2 separate regions of the Mus musculus genome follow, and region 1 is linked to region 2. Evidence: chromatin contacts called from ENCODE Hi-C or POLR2A ChIA-PET data. All regions are on one chromosome and are shown on one strand. The core of a region is the stretch at or near the end of the contact, and the rest is flanking DNA. Distances in the headings are between cores, read along the strand shown.

Evidence for each region. A loop is a pair of places that touch in the nucleus more often than their neighbours do. ChIA-PET counts read pairs that join two places held with the same protein, here RNA polymerase II (POLR2A).
Region 1: a map of heart shows a loop between it and region 2 (4-fold over the local background). The contact joins the promoter of Fuca1 here to the promoter of Gale in region 2. A Hi-C loop is called at or near these places in 1 of 37 maps with a recorded cell type or tissue (heart). POLR2A ChIA-PET finds 5 or more read pairs at or near these places in 1 of 5 experiments (Patski).

Annotation. Positions count from the first base shown.
Region 1 is chr4:135,918,965-135,922,319 of GRCm38, reverse strand. It overlaps Fuca1 (fucosidase, alpha-L- 1, tissue), which reads right to left and starts at 1,594. Exons shown (of 8, transcript NM_024243.4): 1 at 1,170-1,594. The coding sequence starts at 1,516. Cnr2 (cannabinoid receptor 2 (macrophage)) reads right to left here. Exons shown (of 2, transcript NM_009924.4): 2 at 2,101-3,355.
Region 2 is chr4:135,961,758-135,965,315 of GRCm38, reverse strand. It overlaps Gale (galactose-4-epimerase, UDP), which reads right to left and starts at 1,591. Exons shown (of 11, transcript NM_001356493.1): 1 at 1,528-1,591. Hmgcl (3-hydroxy-3-methylglutaryl-Coenzyme A lyase) reads right to left here. Exons shown (of 9, transcript NM_008254.3): 9 at 2,648-3,207. The coding sequence ends at 3,106.

The DNA of each region.
Region 1 (3,355 bases), core at 345-2,844, 43 kb after region 2:
AAAAAATGTGTTGAGATAATCAGTCCATTCAATATATCACTTACTTTTATAGGAAAAGATAGCATGTTACATGAGATTTTACCACTAGCTGGTGTAGGGGCCCCTGAACTTCATCAGTCCTTCCTGCAATACATCTCTTTCCCCTTTCAAAAAGTCCTTCTGAAATATAAAATCCCTTCCCACTCAACAAGCAAATAACCACGCCCTCTGGGTATGGCTTGCAGAGCCTGGGCACACCTGTCCCATGAGCTTTCTGGAGCTTTCACTTCCAGATCATAGACCTGCAGTCTAGGACACCAGGCTCCTTCCTCTCCTTCCTCTCTCTGGGCTAGTTACCTCGTCCATTAAACAGGAAGTCTGGAAAAAGGCTGGAGTTCAACTTTGTAAATTACGGCTCTCAAGATGGCAAGATGACAGATTTCTGTTCCCTCAGGCCTTTTACTTGGCGAAAATACTAAGTGCCAGCTATACACAGCCTTTCCCTTCGGGGGAGAAAACCTAACGTCCCGAGGGAATAAAAAGTCGGAGTTTGGCAGAAAATCAATGAAGAGAGCGGAGGACTACACTAAGCCAGGAGCGGGAGGCTGCCCTCACAGTGGCCAAATCCCGCGTCCAAAGTCAGCCAATATTTTCTCTGGCTTAGAGGGCTCTCAAAACGCACTTCCTCTGCAGGGCTTTGCCCAAACAACCCCCTTCCTCCTCTGAGTTCTACTATAAGCAAGTGAGAAGTGAGGGAGACCCCAACAAAGAGCAACCCCAAACTTCCATCCTTCCTTCTTCCTTTAGAGGCACAGGGCTACAAGGAAGTCAGGCGGCGCTTTTTTATAAGCTTCCACGGACGGACGCTACCCGTAGCCTAAGGGGACTGGTCAGATCTACAACTCAGGGCCACCGACGGGAATCTGGGCTGTGTTCTGGACCTTTCAAACGAGACACCGATGTAGCCTGATTCTAGTCTCTCTCCGCACAGGTGTACCACCCAGTGCTTTCCCGCCTTAATTTTATTTTATTTTATTTTATTTATTTATTTTTTTAACTGATCCTCAGCTGGATTCTCGTCTTTAGCGTCCTTCCTCCGAGATGCAGAACGTAGGGTCCTGGACCTTCCGAGGTCAGGCAGCGCCGGCTATGGCCTGCCTGCTCCCGCCTCGCGCCCGTCCCGCACTCACTTGGCCCCGGCAGCCTGAAAGAGTTCGGCCCACTGATCCGGGTGGAAGAAGCGCGCTGTGAACTGCGGTGCGAAGTCGGCGTAGCTGAAGCCGGGCGGGTAGTTTTCTGTCATGAAGCGCTGGTAGGCCGGCATCCGATCGCCCTGCCAGTGCCACCAGAACCATTCACTGCCCCAGGCGGGCACCGAGAACACCCCCCAGTGCACGAACACCCCGAACTTGGCCTCATCGAACCAGCTCGGCAGTGGCCGCGAGTCCAAGCTCTGCCAGTCCGGAGTGAAGCGGCGCGGAGCCAGGGCCACTGCCTGGGCCGCAGCCACTAGCAGCAGCAGCAGCAGCAGCAGCATCCCAGAGTCCACAGCCCACCACTCAAGTTCAGCTCCTACATCCTTGCTTCCGGGCCCGCACCGCCCCCCTCTTAACACGCAAGCGCCGGCGAGTAGCCCCGCCTCTCAGAGTAACGATTGGCTTGGAAGGAGAGGGGGTGGGGTCAGGCTTGCGGCTCTGGAGCGCCCTCTGGCATTGGAAGGGAGAAAGACTTAAGGCGGCGTTGCTGGTTCTGCTCTATTGAATTTAAATTCCGTAGACTCGCCTAAGGATTTAATTGCCGGATTCCCCGCAAGTGAGAAAGACCCAAGGTGTGGGGAAAACTGGGAGAAGTCCACGTTGTTGCACCAATCTTCAGGGGAAGGCTGAAGCCAGGTCGTTTTATTTAGTGACTATTTAGGAGCCGCGGGTTCTCTGTGCTATACCTCCAGCCAGCAGGTGGAGTTTAGCAGATTGGAGAGTTGCCGAAGAGATTGAGAAATAACAAGGTTAGAAGGAGCTTTATGCGGAGGGAGAGAAATGGCTGCTGAAAGATTAAGGGCAGACGTGGTTATTTTAGTCTATCTTTTGTCCGTTGAACTTAACAAGAACTCCGAGGAACTTAAACATTTTTTTAAAAAAAGATTTATTTACTTATTTTATGTATATGAGTACACCATCGCTCTCTTCAAACATACCAGAAGAGGGCATCAGATTCCATTACAGATGGTTGTGAGCCACCATGTGGTTGCTGGGAATTGAACTCAGGACCTCTGGAAAAGCAGTCTGTGCTCTTAACCACTAAGCCATCTCTCCAGCCCTAGACATTTTAATTTAATTTAGAATTGTAACTTAAATTTATTTTGAGGTAAGGGGGTCTCAACTAGCTCAGGCTGGCTTCGAACTTACAGCTACAGTAACTTTGCATTCCTGATCTTCCTGCTTGTACCTCAGGAGTGCTGGGATTACAGGTAGGGGATGGCACTGCCATTCCTGGTTTTAGGTAGTACTGACCTTTGAACCCAGAGATTTGCTCTTGCAGATGCAGCACTCTACTGACTGAGCTACACCTCAAAAACTTTGAGGGTCTCTCAGAGAGCTTAGTTAGCATCTAACTGAAGAAAACCTGACTCAGGAGTACAACACTTGCTTGGTACACCGGAAGGCCGGAGCTTCAGTCTGGCACCGCTAAACAAGCATGCCTGACCCACACACAGGGGACCACTGAGGCATGAGGGACCAGAAAAATTGAGAGCCAAGAGAACCCTCTTGCCCTGGGAAAATCTCTAAAACTCATATGGCCAGTCACCCAATTCCTCTACAGTCAGCACACGCCCAATGGTATATGGTGTGTGCCCATAACTTCAGGAAGTATGGGAGCCAGAAGTCACATGGTCCATATGGCACAAAGGTCTCCATGGTTGCAGAGATAACCACAGCATGTTAGAGCAATGAGAGGTTTTAATGGCCCTGGAGAGCATTGTTTTCCCCACCATTCCCAATTTACCGAGAAGGAAACCAAAGCAAGGTAAAGGGCGGGGGTTGATCAAGACCACATAAGTGTGGACCAAAGCTGGTGCAGGAATTCACAGCTGTGGAAACTGTATTCCCTCCTCCTCTGTCAGGCACCTTGGAGAGATCGGCTTATGTTGACAGAACCAAGCACTTCCTCCTTTGAGGAGTAATAAGGAAACACCGTGTCTTTTCTGTCTCTTCCTCCCCCAAGTTGATGTTGAAATACAGTCTAAATCACTAAGCGTGGGCGAATCGACTTCTTCCCCTGATCCTCCCAAACAGCGATTAGAATTTGCAGCAGCTTTTGATGCACAGAACTTGTCTTGGGAAGAATAAAATGAGACGCCGTTGACCTTCACAGAGAA
Region 2 (3,558 bases), core at 342-2,841:
TTCAGAGGTGGCCGAGGCTTCCTGCTCAGGGCCTCACTCCAACTGGATGCTCGACCCCTACCTTCATCTTGGAGGATGTAGGGGTGAGCCCTAGTTTAAGGAGAGGTTCCAGAATCAGCCCTGGGTCTAACTAGCTAACTACCAGTTTCTGGCTGTAGGGGCTGACGTTTTGAACTCTCTCTAGGGCACAGTTTTCACCTCTAGAACTAATTATTGTACACACCCCATGTATTAGGAGGGCCCAATGAAGCAGTTTAAAGGTCTGCCACCTGCATATGTAGGACATCAGACACACCATGCTGTCTAGTTCCTGTTGACAGAGGGTGGGAAGATGGGCCTTTTGAAGACCCACCCTTCCTGCCTCCATGTCTGGAGTATGGACAGTCTCGGGCAGAAGAACATCGCTTAAGAATGGGAGGCTAGGATACAGAAAAAGGGACCTGTCCCTGTAAACTGACACCTTTTCCCCGGAGCAAAAGGTTCCTGGGTTTGATGACTAACATCTAGTGCTCCAACAACCCTTCCCCTGGAAGGTCAGTTGGGAGGAAGCAGTAAGAACGCCAAATGGCCTCAAGGGTGGGGTCCTTAGCCAGGAAGGCTGTGCCCAGCTCAGAGGCTGCAGTGCCAACAGCCCTGGAGTGGGTAGGGCTTCACCCCACCCTGGGGCAGCCAATAGCTCAGCTTTGGCCCAGCTGACTTGGAGCCACAGATCCCGCCCAAGGAGGGCAGCACCAAGTGAGCCGGTGTCGACGTGGATTTGGCTCGCTCTCCGCTGCCAGGTGTGCATCCCCACCCTGAGCAAACTGCTGGGCGGACAGAGAGGCAGTCCACACAGTGAGGCCTTTCATTTTCACGACCTGGCTCGCTGCCGTCTTTCTCCGAGCTGCCTCAAGTTTCTGCTGGGGTTATTCTGCTGCAGCCCACTGGACGGGGCGTCCAGTGCGACCCAGAATCACTACCCCGCACTTGTGCGTTATTTTCCCAACATCTGGATGTGGCAGGTGTTTCTACCAGCCCTGGGTACTAGGGTCTGAGCCCAGAGGCAGTCGGCCTGGGGTCACACAGCAATAAGAACTGACTAAGGGGGATCCCCGAGACTATGCCCCGCGACTCCCTGCAGCTCCCGCATTGCGCGAAGACGCGGGGAGGCGGTCGCTGAGGGGACTCTGGTGGCAGAAAGGCTGCTCTGAGGTCGCTCCGCTCCGGACTAGGGGATGACCTTGGTCAGCGGTCCCCTCCTCAGTTTTCCCTGTCTGTACAAGGCAGGAGAGCGGATGCTGGGTCTCAGCAGCCTGGGCGAGGCGGAGCTTAGCTCTGGACTTCGGGTCTGGGCTGGGAGCAGGAGCGGGGAGCCGAGCCCCGAATGAATGGGCTCGGGTGGCCCCCGCTACGGTTGCGGAAAACGCGAGCAGAAGGGGTGAGCCTGGCCCTGTTCCGAACACGAACCGACCCTCTTGGAACCTCCTCGCTCCCCACCAAGCATTGGCCCTTCCGAGCTCACTAAGCCCTTCATTCTACCGGCCGAACCTGCGGAAGCTCCAGCGCTGACTCCAGGCACCGCCTCCCGCGACCAGCGCCGCGGCCCCTTTAAGACCTGACAGCCCAGCCCGACCCCGCCCCTCCACGCCCTCCAGGAAACGTGTGTACTGGGTTACTGCCTGGACGGCAACCCTGGAGGGACAAATGGTCTGCACAGGCTTTAAACGCCTGCGCAGTGCGCTTCCATCGAGGGCGGAAATGAGGGGTGCGGACGCCATCCGGTTACCGGCGGGCTGTTGAGGAGAAACAAGGTCGGGACTGGGCCCTTTCTAGTCCCTCCACTCAGAGCCACTGTTTGTGTCAAACCCTTGGTCGGGCAGCTCCAGTTGGAGGACATGGCTGGCCCGGGCTGCGTCCAAGTTCACGTGGGAAGAAACCCGCGATGGCGAAGGAACCTTGACATTCACAGTAGCAATTGCTGTGCCCATCGCTGAGCCGCTGCCTCCCTCCCCCAAAGCTGTGTTTGCGCACCTGCCCCCGTATAGGGACTCAAGACACTTTTGTCTCGGTTTAAGATACAAAGCGGGACCGGGCGGTGGTGGCACACGCCTTTAATCCCAGCATTCGGGAGGCTGCTCCTGCAGAGGCCCCGAGTCCTGTTTCTGGCACCCACATACCTACCGCCTCTCATTACATAGGATGCCATGCCCGCTTCTGACCTCCGTTGCACATACCATACATAGCTGGCATTCTCTCACAAATACATAAATGAAGCTAAATCTTTCCTGGTAGTACAGGTCTTCAGGCCCAGCAGAATTTCAGTGAGTTTATGAAAAGGGAAGCTGAAGATAGCTAGCGCGTGAATAAATAATAATAATAATAATAATAATAATACTGTCAAGTTGACCATTGTGGAAGTTTGTTATCTCACTGGAAGCAGATACAGATGGATCCCTGGGGTTCACTGGCCAGCCAGCCTAGTCTCCTTAGCTAGTTCCAGACCAGTAAGAGATCTATCTTCCTGATCTATCTTCCTGCTCTGGAAACAGGCACGTTCTCAGAAGCGAGTCCTAGGGTGTTCCCCACAGCAATGATTTCCAGTCAGTGGTCTGGGGGCTTGGGTGTGGCGATGGAAGAGATCCAAAGATGAACCAGCCACAAAACCTTCCCTCTTCCCTCAGAGCAATTTTACTCCTCCACCCATAAACACACGTTTGAATGTTATATTAGAAAATTAAACCTTTAATTACATAAGCTGTTTTCAAAAAAATCACACACAGAGTGGAGATTTCGTTGGCAGATGACCACAGATGCAGATCAACCCCCACCATTCCAGCAAATGCTCTGCTGGCATAAGGGGAAACTGCTCTCTGTCCTCAGAGGTAGAACAAAGGCCCTGCGGCGGTGGACATCAGCTCTGTTGGCAGGCAGACTCACCCAGGGCCATCCCAAGCAAGTGCTTAGGCACAGCTCTGGGGAGCTGGCCCAGGCCAGGCAGCTCTAGCCCTTATCATCAGGGACAGGGACCTCTGTGATGCCGGCTCATTTGCTCTCATTCCATCTCTTCATCCAGGAATCATTGTATACACCCAATTCCCTCCGTTCTGGTTCAGGCGAACGAGGGTCTCAGAGCTTGCAGGTGGCCTGTGCCACTTTGGAACTAGTTTTTCTGTTAAGGGCTTGACAGATGAAGTCCCCAGCTTCTAGAAGTTTCTGGAGGTTCACACCCTTGAAGAAGTAAGGAATAAAGTAAGGCAAACAGACCATAGACAGCTGTTGACATGGGAAGGGGAAGATGACAGCAAACAGGCCCCTCCTGCAACAGTTGTGACCACTGTCTGGGGCTGTCTCCAGCAGGCGGTTTGTGGAAGGGACCTTATTAGTGGTGTCCCATCTCCATGTTCAGGGTCCAGCCTGCCCCACAGGAACTGTGATGTCCATTCGTTGGCCTTTGTGTCTCTTTCCCTGTGCTGAGACTGTCCCCAGACCATTGCTAATGCTAGAGAAGGTCTCACCTACTAGACCACTCCCTCACCCAACTCGACTGTAACAGTAAGTCCAATCTGCTAGCCGGCCATT